Regions from separate parts of the Mus musculus genome. Here all the other regions are linked to region 2. The links are chromatin loops, found by intact Hi-C in ENCODE. Cell type or tissue: heart. All regions are shown on one strand. Region 1 holds the start of Lrpprc (leucine-rich PPR-motif containing). Region 2 holds the start of Prepl (prolyl endopeptidase-like). Region 3 has its middle 4.9 kb from the start of Slc3a1. Region 4 holds the start of Ppm1b (protein phosphatase 1B, magnesium dependent, beta isoform).

What was found. Peaks named below come from ENCODE experiments on the same cell type or tissue, not always from the same donor. Only the 100,000 strongest peaks of a DNase experiment are listed, where the experiment ranks them.
Region 1: it touches region 2 in a loop (2.1-fold over the local background); 11 of 42 quality-filtered maps call a loop at or near these places.
Region 3: a loop joins it to region 2, with 2.3 times the contacts of the local background. A loop is called at or near these places in 4 of 42 quality-filtered maps.
Region 4: it touches region 2 in a loop (4-fold over the local background); 15 of 42 quality-filtered maps call a loop at or near these places.

What each region holds. Positions count from the first base shown.
Region 1 is chr17:84,788,110-84,793,109 of GRCm38, reverse strand. Lrpprc (leucine-rich PPR-motif containing) reads left to right here and starts at 2,324. Exons shown (of 38, transcript NM_028233.2): 1 at 2,324-2,745. The coding sequence starts at 2,597. In heart, no CTCF peak of the experiment used is centred here; DNase peaks (open chromatin) are centred at 2,209 and 2,529; H3K4me3 peaks cover 3,241 bases; H3K27ac peaks cover 1,945 bases.
Region 2 is chr17:85,088,368-85,093,367 of GRCm38, reverse strand. It overlaps Prepl (prolyl endopeptidase-like), which reads left to right and starts at 3,101. Exons shown (of 15, transcript NM_001163622.1): 1 at 3,101-3,262; 2 at 4,493-5,000. The coding sequence starts at 4,816. It overlaps Camkmt (calmodulin-lysine N-methyltransferase), which reads right to left and starts at 2,742. Exons shown (of 11, transcript NM_028576.3): 1 at 2,505-2,742. The coding sequence starts at 2,642. In heart, a CTCF peak has its summit at 3,051; DNase peaks (open chromatin) are centred at 2,767 and 3,097; H3K4me3 peaks cover 2,503 bases; H3K27ac peaks cover 2,071 bases.
Region 3 is chr17:85,020,956-85,025,955 of GRCm38, reverse strand. It overlaps a transcript of Ppm1b not described here. Among named protein-coding and RNA genes, the nearest start is that of Slc3a1, 4.9 kb to the left of the region's middle. In heart, a CTCF peak has its summit at 2,262 (motif pointing left); a DNase peak (open chromatin) is centred at 2,205.
Region 4 is chr17:84,955,824-84,960,823 of GRCm38, reverse strand. It overlaps Ppm1b (protein phosphatase 1B, magnesium dependent, beta isoform), which reads right to left and starts at 2,823. Exons shown (of 6, transcript NM_001159496.1): 1 at 2,430-2,823. 1110020A21Rik (RIKEN cDNA 1110020A21 gene) reads left to right here and starts at 3,401. Exons shown (of 4, transcript NR_027929.1): 1 at 3,401-3,624. In heart, a CTCF peak has its summit at 3,834; DNase peaks (open chromatin) are centred at 3,063 and 3,543; H3K4me3 peaks cover 4,165 bases; H3K27ac peaks cover 2,624 bases.

The DNA of each region.
Region 1 (5,000 bases), 300 kb after region 2:
TCCTCCTTGGAAGCTGTTCACTGGGCCACTGTGTCACAGTTACAAGTAGCTAACACAGGCTGGTGTGGCGATGGGGTGTCGGCTGGCAGGTTACTTTGCTGGTTGTTGTGGTAGAATACCTGAAAGGAACAGTGAAAGGGAGGAAGGAGCTGTTTCAGCTCATGCTTTGAGAAGGAATAGAATCATGGAGGGAGGCCTGGCTGCATCACATTGCATCTCTAGCTGGAAGAGAGAGATGAGCTACTGGGGCTGCACTTGCTTTGTCTTTTTATCCACTCTGGGACTCCAGCCCATGGAACGCGCGCGCGCACACACACACACACACACACACACACACACACACACACCACACTCATAACACACACACACACCCTACACTCATAACACACACACCCCACATACATACCCCACACATAAACCCCACACTCACACACACATACCACACACAAACCTCACACTCACATACACACACCACACTCATAACACACACACACACATGCACTCAAACACACACACACACCACACTCATAACACACACACCCCACATACATACCCCACACATAAACCCCACACTCACACACACATACCACACACAAACCTCACACTCACATACACACACCACACTCATAACACACACACACCCACACACACACACATTCACAGACATACTCAGGGTGGGTTTCTCACCTAAAACCCTAACACCAAGGAGGCTTCCCAAAAGCCCGTCCCCAAGGCGACTGATTCTGAGTTCCATCATGCTGACAATTAAGAGCACACTTCACAACCGAGGAGTAGAGTTTTAGGAGTAAACCCTTAGAAAGTCCATCATCATAATTACTTCCACCAACCTCGTTTCACATTTGCATCCAGAGCCCTAGCCTTCCTTGGGTGTGGCAAATGCCTGGACTCTCTGCATTCTGCTGGTAGGTTCGTTTCCCAGCAACCACCACAGCAGCTTGTATCTGTCTCTAACTGCACTCCCAGGACATCTGAAGCCCTCTCCTGACCTTCAAGGGCACCAGGCACACTTGTGGTTACACACATACATGCAGGCAAAACACTCATACACATAATAAAATAAATATATTTTTTTAAAAAAGCAAATGATTTTGCGTCACACCTACACTCAGTGGGACCCAGTGGTGTCATTCACATTCAGGGTGGGTCTTGCCACTTCAACTAATCCAATGTAAAAACTCCCTCACTGGCTTAAAGTCTGGTTTCCAAGGTGATAGTAAATCCTATCAAGATTAATCACCACAGACCGTAACCTACCTTAATCTTTTATTTATATCACAATTCTTATGTTTCTTTAGATGTACGGAATTTTGTCTAAATTGAGATCCCCCCCCCCATGTTGTATTCCCAGCATTCCAAATAGTGCCTGACACAAAATATGTGCTCAATAAATAGTACTAATGCTGAATGAGAGAATGAATTATATTCTATCATAGTGCTCTATAGTAACTCAGAGTAACTTCATCTTGCAGGGCGGTATTAGCTTCTCCAAAAGAAAGCTAAGCCAAGTTAACTCTGAACGTATATCCATTCAATAAATGCTCAAAGCACGAAGTGTCTTCAACTGATCACGAGCTTCCGCCATAAAAGAGGCTGCATTCTCATTCTGGGCACTCTGAAGTTTGTTGGCTAGCAGAAGAAACAGCCACATGGGAAAACTTGCAGAGGGAGAATTTGACTGTTCACTTGGTAGCAGTCAAGGAATAACTAAGTAGAGTGGAAACCTGTTCCCGGGTTCACACGAGTGCACAGGGAACCCTTTCAGTATGCGAGCTCTGTGAGGGCAAGAACTTGTTTTCCTAGCTCCAGACCTATCCTCAGACAATTGCACCACTCACTACCTTAGTTGCTTAGTGCATTAACTGGAAGGAGCGGGGCACTGAGAAAAAGAAACTTCAACCTTGACATTTAAAATTATACGACCTTTATTAGAATCCATTGATTTCATGAAGCGAGGCACTTAGGATGAGTTCTGTATATTTATCTACCCCATCCCCAGTCACACAAATAGCATGTAGCTAACCTGGAGGTCCACAGCCTCCCAGTTCTCTTCGTCAAGCTTTTCTCTGGCCGCCGTTTCTGAGAGCTACGGCAGGAACTACGTCACTGAGCAGCTAGGGCAGCGGCTCGGTAGCAACCGAGGCGCAAGGCTGGAACGTCGTAGGCACCCCGGGATCTGCACGGTCGGCCCTTCCCAGCAACCCTCGGTGTCGCTCCTAGTTGGCCCCCCACAAGCCCTTGCGCGCGCATGGGCGGAGCCGACCTCTAGTGGGCTCTACCAACTTCAAAGTGGAGGGGTGTTGTCGCCAGGCTCGCTGAGAGCCGGGGCGCTGGACAAGGGAACAGGGACACTGTGAACGGAAGACAAAAAACAATGTATAGTAAAACAGAAGGCGGATCCAGGGTATCCCGCGAACTCGGCTTGCCTCTCCCGTGAGCCTTGGCGGGGATCTGCCTCCTCCTCCGCTGGACGCCCTCGGTCCTTAGTTTGTCCCACTAGGGGCGACCGGGTCGTCACGTGCTCCTCCAGGTCCTCTGCAGGAGCGTGCATCCTATCCTGCCTTGGGTACGCTGAGCCATGGCAGCCCTGCTGAGACCCGCGCGTTGGCTGCTCGGGGCCGCGGCGGCCCCGCGCCTCCCGCTGTCCCTGCGCCTCCCTGCGGGCGTCCCGGGCCGGCTGTCCTCCGTCGTCCGGGTCGCGGCTGTTGGTAGCCGGCCGGCTGCAGGGTGAGTACCGGACCCTTCCTCCTGACTGGCTGCGGTGGACGGGCTGGTGTCCTGCTCGTTTGCTCCAATTCCGTGGTCCCGGCTTCTCAGGCATGAGGCCACCCCCTCCCCCATGCTTTGCCAGTGGTTTGGGGTGACAAGGTTGAGAGTCTTGAGAAGGTCATGGTCGAGGGCATGGCTGGCTTCCGGCTTGCTGCTTGAGGTCTCTGCCTGCTCTAGCTTTGGAAAGGCCCGTGAAGCTCAATGGCTTTGGGGGAGTGGATGGGGCTGAGGTGGGGACAGGCGTTGTGCCTTTCCTTAGGAGTACCCTTCCTGGGTGCTCTCGCACGCTGGTGACCAGTAACCTGCTAGTCTGTAGTCTTACGAGGCTTTGGTTTTTCATTTTCTTTTTCTTGGGATTGGGGTTTGAAGTTCTAGTGATCTAGGGATAGTTTAGAACTTGACATTTGATCATGGCCAGTTCGGGTTTTTGCTTGCGTTGTGCTGAGTGGAATTTTCCTTCAGTATTTACACAGATGTCATGGGTTGGAGATTGTCACACTAGAATGGATTAAAGGACGCGTGCAAGGTGCTCTGTTGGGATCTATGTACCTACTGCAAAAACAAGTTAAGTTCCTAGTTAGTGTCATGTATTTTTGTGAGTATATGCCTTTCTGGATTGAGGTTATAGGGAAACAAGTATGTTCACTTAAAGAACATAGATATTCTTGACAACTGATAAAGGAAGGTTGGGTGCTTAGGTTTTAGTACCGGAAAGAAATTGACAGTTGTACACCCCACACTAGAACTTTGGGGTCTAGCAAACAGACTTAGGAAGTATGATCTGGAGTGGGGAGCCATGGACTGAGGGTGCTTTGGCTTATTTGCATTAGGCTATTGGACAAATCACTCAGCAGCCCAGGCCTTAAGTTTCTTTAGGTACACAGGTGGACACCGTATAAGGTTAGGACTATTTCATGAGATACAGGGCTTGATGTATATTATAATAACACTGTAATAGAAGTAACTGTCTTCACGGGCCAGCCCGGCACGGCGTATAACTAGATAGATGAAGGAAATGCTTCATGATGTCTGAACAACTTGGTTGTCTTTGGAGAGATGCTTATTTGTAAGTTAGGGTCTTGCCTCTATTTTTGTGGTAGGCTTGAACAGTGAAATCATGCCCTAACTTTCATGTCTTCTGAGACAGCAGTGCTGGTTCCTTTAGCTTTCCTCTAGTGACTAGAATCTAGTCCTTCACCCGAGGCCCCTCGGGGCCAGGGCTAGTGCTGCTACAGTGCAGGCATTGATGTTTGCTGTTGGGTTTGGCAGAAACTGAACACATTTTAGTGACACATCTGTGTGTTCATCAGACCCGGGTTCCACTTCCTCGCTGCATACTCGGATGGACCTTTGACCAAGCTCCCCTGGTTCTGACTTGTCTGTAAGGGAGGGCATTGGGTGTCTTTGTAAAGCTTGTTCAGTCATTCAGCATCCGGGTGTCTCTTCAGAAGCTGTCTCTCCCACGATCCGAAAAACTGGCTGCATGGGGTCAGCCAGCATGGTGGCTCATCAAGAAAAGGTACTTTCTCTGCAAGCCTGGTGACCTTTGTTTGATTGCAGGACCCACATGGAAGGAGAGAACGGCTCCCACAACTTGTCTGTGACCTCCACAGTATCCATGCACATACAAAAGATAAATGGAAGAAAAGCTGTAAGCAGTAACATGACTATGCCGGGGTGACCCACGCACGTGTTTCCCCACACGCGTGTTTCCCCGTAGAGAGGAAACTGCTCAAGCATAGTACGTGGTCTTGTTAACGCGTGTTAGGTCATGGCAGCCAGTGAAGTAGTATTTGTTCTCTTTCTCTGGACTTTGAACACTTTCCGGCCAGTCTCCTATCCCACAGCTTCTAAGCCTGTGTGGAAAACACAACCTTTCTCAGGATTCTATTTATTCTAGAAGCGTCCCACTTGCTCTCTTTCTTGCCCATGGTTTCCTGTCTCCTTTGCTAGCTTCTCATTCCCTGTCGCACACTGTTTTCACACTGCACCTGAGGCTTCGTTCCATTTCTTACTTTTTTTTTTTTTGATACAGTATCTGTATATAGATACCTGGCTGTTTTGGGACTTAAACTCACAGAGAACGACCTGTTTCTGCCTTCCAAGTGCTGGAATAAAATGTGTGTACCATATGACCAGAATCTTAACTATTTAGAAAAAAAATATTCTTTCTGTTGTATGTGTTTGTGTGTGTGGTGCCTTCAGAAGGTGTC
Region 2 (5,000 bases):
GTTAGCCAAATAGCTTCATTCTGTTGGGCACAGCAATTGGCCCAAATGTGGTCTACCAGAGTCATTTGAAAGAAATTATTTCTTAAGGAAACTAGATCCTTTCCTCAGGATCCCTAAGTGGATGAATGTGGAAAGACTGAAGTTGCAAGTAACCGTCACCGTTATCAGATGAGACTCAACCAAAAGGAAGACAAGATGCCTGTTCCTTCTTTAGCTAGTCCTCACACACACGGGCTTCTAGATCTCACCTAATTAGGGGAGGCGCTAGAATCAAAAGTCAACAATTTATCACATAATCTGGAAACAATAATGTACAAGTCATACAGGTTATCTCTCAAAAATATGAGTTCCAGAGAAAGCCTTAGTTAACAAAAAGAGCCATGAGGCACCACTGGAATCCTGAGGAGTACAGGAAGACAGAATTGGGGAGTTGCAAAAATAAACACCAATCATTCAAGTGTGACACAAGAGAAAGAACCTCTCGACCCCCCCCCCCCGTAATAGAGATCAAAACCTTGGCTTTGCACATGCAAAGTGTCATAGCACTGAGTAACACTGCCAACCAGAATCACAAAGTCCTAGCCTTGATCAGACTCTTCAAGCTTTCTGCTTCTGAACACAGATGAAACATGCATGAATCGTTTAGCCACTTTAAACACTTATGAAAAGCCCACACATGTTTAGCCTGTGGTAATCAACTGAATTATTACAGAAAAAAAAATCACTTTTTCCCTGACATGTTGTACTGGCTGGTTGTATGTGTCAGCTTCACACAAGCTGGAGTTATTACAGAGAAAGGAGCCTTCCTTAAGGAAATGCCTCCATGAGATCCAGCTGTAAGGCATTTTCTCAATTAGTGATGAAGCAGGGGAGGGCCCCTTGTGGGTGGTGCCATCCCTGGGCTGGTAGTCTTGGATTCTGTAAAAGAGCAAGCTTAGCAAGCCAGGGGAAGCAAGCCAGAAAGCAGTACCCCTCCATGGCCTCTGCATCAGCTCCTGCCTCCAAGTTCCTACCCTGTGTGAGTTCCTGTCCTGACTTCTTTTGGTAATGAACAGCAATTTGGAAGTGTAAGCTGAATAAACCCTTTCCTCCCCAACTTGCTTCTTGGTCATGATGTTTTGTGCAGGAATAGAAACCCTAAGACACACCTAAAAAAATTTAAAAATAAAGTCTTACCTCTTACACTGTGAATTTTGGCTTGGCCATGCATCTTCCTTTAGCTAACGGTTTATGAGACGGCTCATAGTGATTATCAACTTGACAAGAACTGGAGGAACCGAAAGTCTCCACCTGTCTAGGAAGGGTTATCTACACTAGGTTAACCTCTTGGTATGTGTGTAATGGATTTTCCTAACTACAGTCACTGAGAGGAGACACACTCAATGTGGTATCGCCACATCACACACTGAGTCTTGAACTAAATAAAAAGGAGAACTGGAACTAACTCATATTCATCCATCGCTCTGTTCTTCCTGACTGCTCACACAATGCTCCAGGATCCTGAGCCTTGATTTTTCCTACTAAAGTCTGTACCGTCAAACTGTGTGCCAATACATACCCTTCCTTTCTTAAATTGCATTGCCTAGCATTTTTATCACAGTAATAATAGAAGCTAAGTAACATAGCATATTAACAGACATCATGTAAGCAGGGATTTGAAATGTGCCTCTTGCTCTTATACACTCTACCATAACTGGGAGAACATGCCAGCCAACTCTGAGAACTATGGGTATATAGACCAGGTACACAACCGTAAACCACTCAGGTTTTATCAAGAGACTACCAGGTGGTTCACAGACATTGCATGACATACGACATGTGGTTGTTAAAAAGCAATAACTAAGTAAAATAACAGACTAAGGACTCATTGCCCCCCGGCCACTGTCTTAGTTACTTTCCTATTGCTGTGAGGAGTCACAATGACTAAGAAAACTTATAAACACAGCAGCCTTCACTGGAGCGGTTTGGAAGACTGAAGTATCTGGATTCGTTGCTAAACCTTGGGCAGCGAGTATCCCAATAATGACTCCAAACTTAGTTTCACGTGGCGGGAAAAGGAGCAAGCAGTAGGTTTCCCTCTCTCCCTTTACTCTCCCATATACAAAACCAGGAAACGCGTGCAGAATCCCCATCCCATTAGTGAACCTCACGGATCTCCAGAGATGTGGGACCAAAAAGTGCACCCAGGTGACCAGGCTGGGAGTTAAGAAGCAAAAAATAAAATAAGGATGGAAAGGGGGCGGGAAAGAAGAGCAGCACACGGAGAAGACAGGCGGTCCCACCCACCAGACAGGCGAGCACAAGGATTTTCTGAGTTTCTGAGAGCTCGCTCTGGCTGTCCCGCTCTCCAGCCCCGCCAGAGTCTCTCCCATTTTTGGTGGGACAGCGGGACAGCGGAGATGAAGGAGCAAGGGGGCGCTTCTCGCTTGGCTCCCGACAAACGGGCTGCCTGCTACCTGCGAGGGGAGTGGCCACAGGCAGGGCAGGCGAGCGCTCGCCCTTACCTGTCGCAGAAGCTGCCACCGGACGGCCCCCTTGGGCGCCGAGACCAGCGAGCCCTGGCTGGCACTGCCCATCGCGGGACGCTTGCCCGCCTCTGCCTCAGTCTCTGCAGCCCCAGCGGCCGCGACCTGCGACTCCATCTCCAGAGCTGACTGGACCCGGAGGTTGCGTCCGCCACGGCTCTCCCCAGTCAGGACCTGCCAACTTCTTCCCTGTCAGGACCTGTGACGCCCGGCCTCTGGCCCACAGCTCTTCCGTGCACCCTCCCCGAATTCCGCATTTCCGGTATTAGCGTCTCCTTGGCAACCAAAGCAGCGGCGTCGCTTCATTGCACCACTTTTTCTGGTGGCCATCTTAAGTGAGGGCGAGCCGGAGTGGGAGGGGACTGTGGAATAGCTGCAGACAGGGCTTTCCTCGCTGTTTTCTTTTTTTCCTCACTTTGTCTCTTGCTCGCCGGAATACCAGAAAACCGAAATACAGTTGTCTCCTAAGATGAGTGAGTTCAGGAAGAGAAAAAGCCCACCACTGGCCATAATAAAGATGGCGAAATGCGCTTCCCTATCGGTCTGGGTTGGTGTTACGTAGACCGGCGTGCTGCAAACTAGCTCTGGGCGGCGCGAGGTAGGTTGTCTTTCTTGCTGGGTGCTGGAGGCTGGCTTCGGCTGGACAAGGCTGAGGTGACTGCAGCTCCTTCTGGAGAGCTTCGGTTTCTCGTATTTGTCTTCTCTACCTTCGCTCGTCCAGCTGTCTTTCGATTTGCGTACGTATGGAAGGGTTGCTGATGGTTCCCCTTTCCTAATTCCTCTGCCCACCTTCCAGCCATTCCTCACTTCCCTGGTCCCTTTTTTGATCCCTGTCTCTTCTGTACGTTCTGACCCGTACCATTCCCTCACGTCCTGTGAATACGACGTGTTCGGGATGCACAGTTGCACCGGGAAACGAGGAGGTGCTCCGGGAGCACCCATTTGCTTACTTACCCCACCAGTCTCCCTATCCTCGCACAGGGTCTTCTCAATGCAGATGGTGGATGAATGGGTTGGAGCTATGGGGACAGACTAAGCGATTTAAAAGCATTTTTCTTCTAGGCTACTGCTCCACTGGCCCATTATTTTGCTGCGACATAAGAGATTAAGGGGGGGAGGGGGCGTCATAGCTGGTCGGATCTATGGCAAAACTGACGCAGTGTTTCTGTGCTACCAAGGAACGTGTTAGAGAAGATTTCTCTCATTTTACACTCAACAGTGTTTAGCATAGCTAAATTATCCCTATGCTAATAATATTAACGACCTTTTGTTGAATGGTTACTATGTGCCAGGTACTTGGACTAAGTTCTTAAAATAAATTGTTTGGTTTTGTTACAAAACTACAACCGCAGAGATTAAGTGCTATGGTTAATTTCTGTTCCACAAGTGAAAAAATTGAATCCAGATGCAGTTAGTGTACAAGGCCCAAGACCTAAACCTGGGTCTGTAGTTATGGAAGTTAAAATGATCTTTACCTTCCAGAAGAAACCAAAAATGACTCGACATTTTATTTGTGCATCTTACAGTTGTTTTTAATTCATTATCCTTTTATGGTGAAATCCAATTGCTCCTCTAGGAGGAGGAGCCAGTCAGTTGGGCGGTTCACTGAATCAGTGAGTTGGGGGAGTGTCTCCAGCTCCCCAGAGCCACAGTTGGGCCACCTGGACAATGACCAGCTCTAGCTCACTCATCGAGTGCACACGCAGCTTAAACTAGACAGCTAGGTGAAAACTATGTGGCGCCTCGCCTCACTCAACAACTAAGCATCCCCCTTTTATGTCATGGTTTAGGCTTTTTCTAATTTGTCTTTCACATCCCAATGATATGCCCAGAATTATGTAAGATAAAAGCCATCTTGCTTTTGAACCCCCTCTGAGTACCTGAGATTCCCATTAAGTTCATTTACTCATTTGCAAATTATTTTATTTTGTTTGTTTTCTGTTTTGTTTTGTTTTGTTTTGTTTTAGTTTGTCCATACGTTCTCCAGAGTCACTGCTGCTTAGCTTGTCCCTAGGAAAACTGACTTTACAGATGACGTGTTTATTAAGTCCCGCCTGCCAAGAAGTATGATCTGAATGAACTTAACGCATACAAGGTTTTAAACGTGTTTAACCTAAGTTATCAGATGTCTACAGTAATTGGTAACCTAAGGGGCTCATGACGCCACAGGGGAGGGATGAGATGTGGGGACCTCAAATGCACTAAGATCCCATGACTGTATAATTATACGTATGAAATCATCCACGTGCTGGCAGCCCCTAAGGGAGCAAAAACCAGGGACTTTGCCACCATGCTGCAGACGGCCAAATTCTCTCTCCGAGCTTTGAAGCATAGTATTCCTCATCTTGGGAACTGCATGCAGAAACAGAGTTACCGTAACGTCGCTGGTCCTTATTACAGTAGAGTAAGATTGAAAAAGTACCACCTAACCAAGTGTCTGCAGAATAAACCCAGGATAGCAGGATTAGCAAGAAA
Region 3 (5,000 bases), 67 kb after region 2:
TAAGTCCTACGGCCTGGAGGGGGCGGGGCAGGTATGTTCTTCTGCTTTAGAAATAAGATGGACGGTCTGGAGAGATGGCTCAGTGGTTCAGAGCACTCCATGTTCTTCCAGAGGTCCTGACTAAGTTTCCAGTCATCATGTGGAGACTCATAACCATCTGTAATGGGATCAGTTGCTCTCTTCTGGTGTGTCTGAAGACAGAGTACTCATGTACATAAAATCATGGTACGTCAATCTTAAAAAATAAATAAAAAGGGCAAAGCACACACAGCTAGAAAACATGTGTTGTAACATCTCTGACATGGGACATGTCAGAGTGTAGACATCTGCTTGACAGATCAACACAGAAAGGTAGACAAAGAAACAAAGGCAATAAGCAGATAATACAGGGAAAAATGATAAGTGGTTAAATTTTTCACTCAAAATATTCAATCCTCTGGGACTGGAGTTACAGCTGGTTGTAAGCCTTCATGTGGGTACCGGGAATACAACCCTGGACCACTAGAAGAGCATGTGGTGGTGGTGTGTGTGTTTGTAGACAGGTTTTCTGTGTGGAGCCTTGCCTATTCAGGAACTCACTCTGTTGACCAGGCTGGCCTTGAGCCCATAGATCTGTCAGCCTCTGCCTCCCAAGTGCGGGGACTAAAGGTGTGTTCCAGTTGAGTAAAGCAGTGTTTGAATTGCACTATGTGTCGGGCAATTCTTGCGTACATGTGCATCCCAGAGTGTACTGGAGGTCAGAGGACAACCCGTGGAAATCATTTCTCTCCTACCAGGTGGGTCCCAGGGGTCCAAAACGACCATCAGGATTAGGAACAAGCATCTTTACCTGCCATCCATCTTGTTGAGACTCAAGTTTTTGACAAATTGCATACAAAAAGAGGCATTACATGGCACCCACAACTTTACGGTTGTGTGAGCCTTGATAGCCTTAGTCAATCATGAGTGTCCCCCACCCCCCTGCTGCCAAAGGAATTCCTTTTCAAAAGTTATTTTATGTAACCAACTCGTCAGCCTTTGGGTGGTGGCTTGAGTTACCTCTTCCATTCTGAAGCAGCTAATTCTAACCAACTCTAATTCTCTTATTTTTTAATCTGGGCACACTTAACCCCAGCTAAGGGTGTAAACACTCCAGTGCTGTCAGAAAGCACAAAGCCAAGCAGGTTAAATGTGCAGAAATAAATCCACCACACCAAAGTTTGCTTTTCTGAGTAACTTCAGAACTGAATTACCCAGAGATCCAAACCTCCAGGAAACCTTTCAATGGTTTTTTTTTTCCCTAAAAGAGATGGGCAGGTGGCACCCTCACAGTTTGCTCCAAAGTCCCTAAAGCAGCAGCAGTAACCTTGGTACAGACACCAAATGTGCGGCTGCTTTCTCTAGCCAGACTTCCTTGTACTTCTGATCTTGAGAATTCCACCTCTGAGAAAGGGGTGTTGATGCTGGGGGTTCCGTGGTTGCCCATTCCCTAACTGTAAGACACACTGGCTAATCTGTGGGGTTGTGACGCCAGTACGAGGAGTGTGGGTGTGCTGGGTGCGTGCCCAGCACGTGGAAAGCCCTGGGTGTGACCCTGATGCAGTAATGAACTCGAGGAAGGTCTTCCAGATGATGTATTAGCTCAAAGAACCTTTTCAGGCCGCTTGCAGGTGCACCTACCAGCAACTAACTTGCCAGAGGGAGCAAAACTCTATTTCCTGCATTCCTCAATACAGGTCTCGGAAGTAACTTGTATTACTGAAGAACAGATTTGTTTCCATGTACAAACCTCGTATCTCCTCTCACGAGAGTCCTGGGAATGATTAAAGAAACAAAACAAACAAAAAACCCAAGCCAGCCTCAAGATGTGCCCCACCAGTCTGAATGGTACGCGGGCGGGCGGGCGGGGTGGGGGTGAGCAGCAGAATGGTGGTGACAGACTAAAGCTCTTACCTCTGGAGTCCCTGGAATAAAACCACAGTGCTACCAAGGAGCCAAAGGCATTTATTGCGTGAACATGGAAAGGCAAGGTTTGCACAGCACGGTGGGAGCGTGCCTCCGCCTCCGCTGACAGGCTAGAAGATTAAAGCTCAGAGCAGAACAGATCCTGCACTGGTGGAATGCTCGACTCGTTTTTTTTTTTTTTCTTTCAAGTTTACAAAAACAAAACAAAACTTTTGTTCTTCTATGTACTTCCGGGCTCTTGGTAGGTCGGTCGGCCTCTGCTTTGTCACCAGAGTTCTCAGCTGGGTTTACAAATAGACGTGCTCAAGTCTGCCATCTGGTGGAAACGATAGATATTGAGACCATTTTTGCTTTAAGTGACTATGTTGGGGAGGGGGGAGGGGGATAGTTCATTCAGAACAGCACTAAGAAACACGAAAGGAATGAATGAATTTAAGAAGGTACCCGTTTAAAGGAAGCTGAAGCTGTGGTGGGGAATTGTGAACACTTCTGTAACTAGAGAGATGCAGCATCTCCCTGAGAGGGAGGGAGCTCATCCCTATGCATTCTACGCATTGAAAACCACACCAACCAGGGAACTACTGCCCACACTACCCACAGCTCACCCTGAGGAGGACGCACACTCTACTTTTTCTTGGGGTAAAAGTCAAACGAGGGGCACAGACAAGAGTATACTAAAGCTGATACTCAAGATGACATGATACCATTACAGTAGAGTGACATGGAATGACTAAAACACAACCAAAGCAACAGTCAATATAAACAAAGGGACAAGGCTGGCTTCTGCCAACGGCTGGAACCAGGGGATGCAGGAAGAGTTATAGGAAGATGCCGTATTCTATTCTGATCCTTACATGCAGCTGAGTTAAATGTCTGAGCCTGTCTTTACTAAGAAGGACAGCAGTCATAAAGGAAAAATTGCATCTACTTACTCATAATAGGAAAACATTGTCACTGTATGCAATTGAAGGTTGGTAAAACTGTTGAAGAAAATGATAACATTCTAAAACTTTTGCATATAAATGACTCCTTAAAGTTCATTAAGTTTAACACGTAAGATCTTTGCAGTCTATGTAAACTACTTTAAAACCTTCAGAGAAAAACCAAAAAGCATCACTCAGTTCGAGTTTGAATAGAACTTCAGGGTCTGCTCAGCACTGAGCCTCTGAGCTCTCTCAAGTGCTGCCTCCATCAGGGCTCAAAGTGCTTCCTCCGCACCAGGGAAAGCTTTCCAGCAGAAGGAAAACCAGTGTGCCGTAGGGTCTAGAGGATGCTGCAACACTCTGCTTCTCTTAGGAACTCAGTTGTTCCTAATGGAACATGTAGCTGCCCTTAGCCCTGCCTCTCAGCAAGCAGCTTGCACCGACAAGCCCTAAGCAGCACCAGTGAGGTGGAGGTAATGATTCAGCACTGTGGTAAGGCTAAGGTTAACTGCCTAAATGTAAAGAAAACGAACATTAATATATCATATAGGAGCCGGCCGTGGTGGTACACGCCTTTAATCCCAGCACTTGGGAGGCAGAGGCAGGTGGATTTCTGAGTTCGAGGCCAGCCTGGTCTACAAAGTGAGTTCCGGGACAGCCAGGGCTACACAGAGAAACGCTGTCTCGAAAAACCAAAAAACAAACAAACAAACAAACTATATAGGCAAATTTTAATAAAAGATACACTTGGATAAATGAGATTAAAAGTTCATATATTATATAATCGTATAATTGAGACTTAAAACACTTAATACCATTTGCTATTCACTCATCAAACTGGCAATATGCAGAATGAGAAAGCGGGGAAAAACGGGCACTCTTGTATACTACACTGGAAGACAACTCAGAACCATCTAATTGATTTTGTTTCTGTACTTTGTTTTCATTCAAGTACTTCTGCTGTACTTAGTCTGCGCGGCACCGCCGCAGGCTGTACACATCATACTTCAATGCTGAGACTGCACGCACTCTCTTGTTGTGTATCATAAAGAAAAATGACAATTCGACCATGGAACGAGGCTTTACTAAAATTCACTTCATATATTCTAAGTGGTTTCTAAGGCTTAGACTTTCACTTATTTACTAAATCAGTTCAGAAATAATTTTAAACGGCACTTGACCGTAGTCTAAACAGTATACAGCACTCAGTGACGGGCTGAAATAGGAACAAGACTGACTAAGCGGGCACAGCGCCACTACACTAGGACAATTTTACTAAAAGCAGTGACAATGCTACTGACAGGTGATGCTTCAAAGTTCAGAGACTGCAGAATACTTACAAAGCAGTTTGTCATAGCCATTTAATGACATGTTTCTTTCAGCTCCCCAGCCCTAGATGTGTTTGGAAAAGCGCAGCATTCAGAACTGCTTCAGCCCAGCCCTTCCTCCTTTCTATCAAGCTACTCAAAGTCTGAATAGGGACAGAGTATGCTACACGGTTATTCTTCCTTGGTACCATGTGCCTTAAATTAGGAAAAGTCTAGAGACAGTCAGCTGACGTTAGGATGGAATACTTTTAAGGGGTAGGAATTCAATATATTAAATGGGACTTAAAAAAATAAAAGATAAATAAAAAGTAAAAATACGAAACCATGATAAATATGCAAACTTTGAATAATTATTAAGACTGAGTTTTCCTGTATTGCTGAACCTGCGTAAGGAAAAGGGTCCATGTGGCAGACGGACTTGAGTGAGCAGTACAATGAATTATAGTTCAAAAGTTCACAATGGAGGGGCTGGCAAGATGGCTCAGCAGGTCAAAGAGCTTGCCGTTAAGACTGACTACGTGAGTTTGATCCCTGGGACACACATGGTAAAATGAGAGCCTACTGTTGGCATGCAGCCCCCCGCCCCCTACACACACATAGCATATACACCGAAGAAAAGTCATTACCATAAGGAGTTACCCACTTTAGAGTCCAGAATGGACCTATTAAGAGAGTACAGCTTAATTCCACTTTCACTAAAAAGAACCAAACTCAAATAAAATGAAGACAGGGCATGCTGTCTAGAAAGGGGCGCCTGAGGCTACAGTAACCAACATTGTGGTCTTTGTAAGAGTTTACACAAAAG
Region 4 (5,000 bases), 130 kb after region 2:
AATATCCCACTCCTCTGGATGACATATACTCTTAGGGGACTTAATAGTTATGTGACTACTAACATAAAACTGTGTATTGACATGAGCATCCTAGGAACTAAAAAGGCTCTCCCTTACTCCTGAAGTCTTCACAGACACCAGACACACAACGGGTGCTGAAGCTCTGCCCACCATTTACAAGACTCACCATACCAAGTTCAAGAAAAGTGGACAAATACCAACTAAAATATGAAAGCTCAAGTGACAACATACATGAGCATCCGTGAACACAAGGTACCAGGCAGAAACTGTCTTAGGAAGTTATGAGAGAAAATGCAACCATTAAACAAGCAAAAACAAAGACTTAAAGCTTCAGAAGAGAGCGTTCAGGAGCTGACGAGCAATTAGAGCACTTGCTGCTCTTTTGGAAGACCTGGGTTCAGCTCCCCAAGCCAAAATGGCAGCTCACAGCTGGCTGGAACTGGTTCCAGGAGAGCTCCTGCCCTCGCTCCCTCTTGGCCTCCACTACTAGCACCAGGCACTCACGTGGTGGTGCAAGTGGGTCATTTACACATTGTAAGCAAACACTCATGAAACAAATATAAAAAAATAACTTTTTAAAATATGAAAAGAGAGGGGAGACAAGAATGGTGATACACTATAATCCTAAGAATCTGAGGCAGGAGGATCACTTTGGGACCAGCCTAAGTAAGTAAGACCAAGGTCAGCCTGAGTCCCATTTTGCGATCCTGTCTCAAAGAAAAAAACAAAAAACCTCTAACAATTGGGGGTGGGGGTGGGGGGACGGTATTTCGGATGTGTGTGGAGAGGATTGCCCCACTAAATAATAAACAGTAACAAAAATTAAGTTCTTACGACAGCACACACTCTGTCCATTTGTAAGGACCACAAAAGCATTTTTTTAAAGAAAAAAAAAATCACTAGCTGGGTGTGGTAGTACAGACCTTCAAGGCACTTGGAGACCAGAGAATCTCTGTGAGTTCAAGGCCAGTGTGGTCTACACATCGAGTTCCACACCAGCCGGGGTTATATAATCAGCTCCCTATGCCCTGGTCTCAAAATAAATAAAAGATTATCCTTTAAATATTATTGCAAGTGAAGTCTACACTGGGAAAATTCTATAATAGTCAGAATAACCTCCATACTCAGAGATGATGTATTTCAAAGGCAACCTACAAAAGGAACACTGTAATTGCACAACAGAGAAAGTAAATGAAGTAGTATCTATGAACATGTAGGGGCCATCGCGCAGAACACACTGTGACTTATACCCTCTTCACTGGACAACCTACCACTTCTCCATCCAGGCAGTAGGCTCAACATAAAGAGTTCCTGTGCTAATCCCACAGTAAGCTTCAGTTAACTCTCACATCACAGGAGCTATAAACGTTTGTTAACAGAAAAAGAATGTTTTTCCCAAAATAGCCGCATAACATGAAGACAACCCAAATTCCCTAATAATCCCTTTATAAGACTCCTGCCAGTTTTATTTTGATACATTAAACATGTGGGGCCTATTTTAAAAGTTCTGTGTGACTTACCAAAACAACTTCTTAGTTGTTTTTAAGTTTCCAAGTTGTTTTTAGAAGCGCTTGAATACTGATGAATTTGGGCAGCTATCAAATCCTTAAGAGGCAATTTTTTGCCAAATAAGATGGGCAAACGTCCTAGAGGTGCTAAAACTGGTATTAGAGGTCATGCAACTTTTTTAAAAAATGAAGAAATGGCTCTAACATTCACCAAGCCCTTCATTTATATAAGTTTATTTCAGGGTTCTTTTCAGCTATGCTTAATGATACTTTCTTTCCTTAAAGGCTTTTAAAGATAAAAAGTAATGACCGATCACATAATACTGTCCAGTCTATTCTTAATGGAATTCATGTAAACTTGAGATGGAGTTCATAGTAATTTCATTTAAGAAGCCCATTGTTAAGCACGACACCCGAAATTTTCGGACCGTGGTTGGTGGGCAACACACAGACACGAACCCCCGAGTCTGGCTAAGAGGAGCAAGACAAACGGTTTAAAGCACAGGAGGGGGAAGGAGGCCCGGAGAGGCACAGACAGAAAAACCAGAAAGATTTCACAAGAAAGGAGAGCGGAGCGCAGGGGAGGGCAGAAAGCGACCGGGAGAGAGAGCCACACCGAAAGGTGTTTTCCGGAGCGGCGGGCAGGACTGGGTGAGCCGCGGCCTTGGGGTGGCCCGCGCGCCCATGGGCGCTGCCTGCACGCCGCGGCGCGAGGGGAAGCAGCGGACTTCCACGCGCCCCGGCAAACTACTCCCTCGCCGCGCCGCGCCCCGCGAAGCCTCGCGCGCAAGCGGAGGCGGCGGCGGCAGCCCAGGCCCTGGGCCTAGCCCGGTGCTCCGAGAGCAGGCTGGACGGACGGACGGCCGTTCCCCCACTCGGCTGGGCGCAAAGCGGCCTTACCTGGGGCGAAGGTAGAAAGGGAGGTCTCGCGGGCTCGCCCGCCGCACAGCCGCCCGCGGCCCCCGGCTTTCTCCCGAGACGCGACACCGCCTCCGCCGCCGCTTCGCCCTCGGGGGCTCGGCCACCGCCGCCGCCCGAGCTGTTTACACCGTCCGGCCCCTCACACCGCCGCCGCCGCCTTCTCTCCAACCCAGAGCCGCTGCCGACTCGGCCGCCGCCACCTCCTCCGCCGCAGCCTGATCTCTCTGGAGCATCTTCCAGCCACCGGACACGGAGAAACAGAGACTCCAGCCGCGCCGGCAGGAAACTCCCCCGCAACTGCCAGGGGGGACCAGGCGGTCAGAGCACCAGCGGCTTTTCCGCCATTGAGCAGCGGCCGCTCCGCTCCTTCTGCAACCCCCCTCCCCTCCCCGCACCGCCGTCTTTCCCCGCCCCTCCTCGGGCTCCGCCCCCCAAGGGCACCCATTGGGACGCCGCGTGTGTCACCGCTGCCCTCGGTTTGCTGAGAAGCCTGTCAATCTACGTTCTCCCGCCCAACCTGGCCCCTAGTATCTTCTGTGCTTCTCTTTCCCCGCCCACACGGCCCCGCCTCTGAGTCTTTAATTTCTCATTGGGCGTCAGTGCCCACCTTAATTGGCAAGGTCAACTATCCATCACACACCGCCCACCAGTGAGGCCCAACCCTTCATTACCATTTACTTTATTCAGCCCCACCTCCGCCTTGCCCTAACTCCTGACGTCACCGACCTGCCCACCCTAGTAGCCATAGGTAGAGTCCTCCGTCAGTCAAATTACGCCCCAACTCGAAGACCGATATCCTTTTCTGATTGGTTCAAATGGCGGCCTGATCCTCCGACTATTGGCTTCCTCTACTTGTCCGTCAAGAAACCAATTTCCAAGTCCGTCACTTCGGCTTTTTTTAAATGAACGCGCAAAAGTATCCTAAAAGGGATTGGCTAGTATTCGTAGATGGCCAAGCCCCGAGTCTGCGGACCCTGCAGTTCTGACCTCTACACTTCGCGGAGAACGAACACCATAAAGAAACCAACGGGCAGTCCAGTTATAGGTGGAAATTGGTCCCACCCGGAGTGGAGAGAGCCGGCTTCTGATTGGCCAGAGAAGTGCCCCTAGACCCTCATTGGAAGAAGTGGCCGCCTCTCTTTGGCATAGAGCTGTGAAGGAAGAGCTCAGAAAGGTTCGAGAAAGGGCCTGGAGAGAGGCGTTGTTTTGCTTCAACTACGGGTGGGGCGCACGCGAGAGTGCAAAACTGGGCGCGTAGGGCTCTGGGGAGGTGATGCAGGGAGGGAAAGAGCCCGGATGTTCCCTAACAATGAAATCATCTCTGACCAATCAGAGCCTCATTGTTGGGATACCTGCATGACCTGTCTCCAGCAGGGGAGAGTGGGCGGGAAGTTGAGAAGGCTGAAAAGCCACTTGAGAAAATGGGACAGGAGATCCCTTCGGGATGATTTTGCAATGGTTCAGATTGTTCGTTCTTCTTATTTACCTCGACCTCCTGCCTTCCAGCCCTTGGCAGTTCCGTGTTTTGTTTCTGAGTCTGATTTTTAAAACTCCTGTCTAGGCTCTTGACATTCACTAGGTCATTCCTCTCTTAAAGAGCACCTGCATTTTGCTAAGCGTGGTAGGTAGAACTGGAGATACAAAAGTAAGGCAGGCAGTCCCAGACTGGGAATGGTAGGTAATCATTGAACGTCTGCAAAGGGTAATGATGACATAAAGGAGTCTCCCTCTGGGTATGATTACTCGGAAGGCTTCACAAAGGCCGGGAGAAAACGGTCATCTAGTAACCACATTGAGCTAGAAAGTGAACCAGGTTAATTCTTCCAGATCAAAGTGTAATGGGGCACTTAAGCGCTCACCTGAAGAGTTTTTAAACTCGCTCAAGTCTTTGAAAGACGTTTTCGATCTTATTCATACTTAGGTATAAGTTAGTTGGGACAACTTAGGTTTAGACCGACCTAAGGGAGTGCAAATTCAGCTTTGAAAAGAAGGACATATTTCTGAAGCAATTTCCAAAGTGAAACTGGCGGAAATAAACATTTGGTTGCAATTCAGATTTCTCTGGAACTTCAAGTTTAAGAACTCTGTCTTAAGGTTTCTATTGGGACCATGAAACACCATGGCAACCAAAAAGCAACTTGAGTAGAAAAGGGTTTATTGGACTTACACTGTAGCCCATCACTGAAGGAAGCCGAACAAGAACTCAAACCTGCAGATAAGAGTTGATGGAGAGGTTACTAGCTTGTTCACATGGCCCGCTCAGCCCACTTATAGAATCCAGGACCACCAGCTCAGGATGGCATCGCACACAATGGGCTGCCCCCACCCACCCCCACCACCCCCATCAATCACTACTTAAGAAAATGTTCTACAGGCTAGCCCACAGCCAGCTCTTAGGAATGAAAGTTTGTCTCCTCTCAGATGTCTCTAGCTTGTGTCAAGTTGTCATTAGAATGTAGCCAGCACACATGGTGTTTTTTCAGGATAGTGGGCAAACAGGTTCCTAAAATTAGAATCACCTGAGGTTCCAAGCTACATTCATGCCTACAA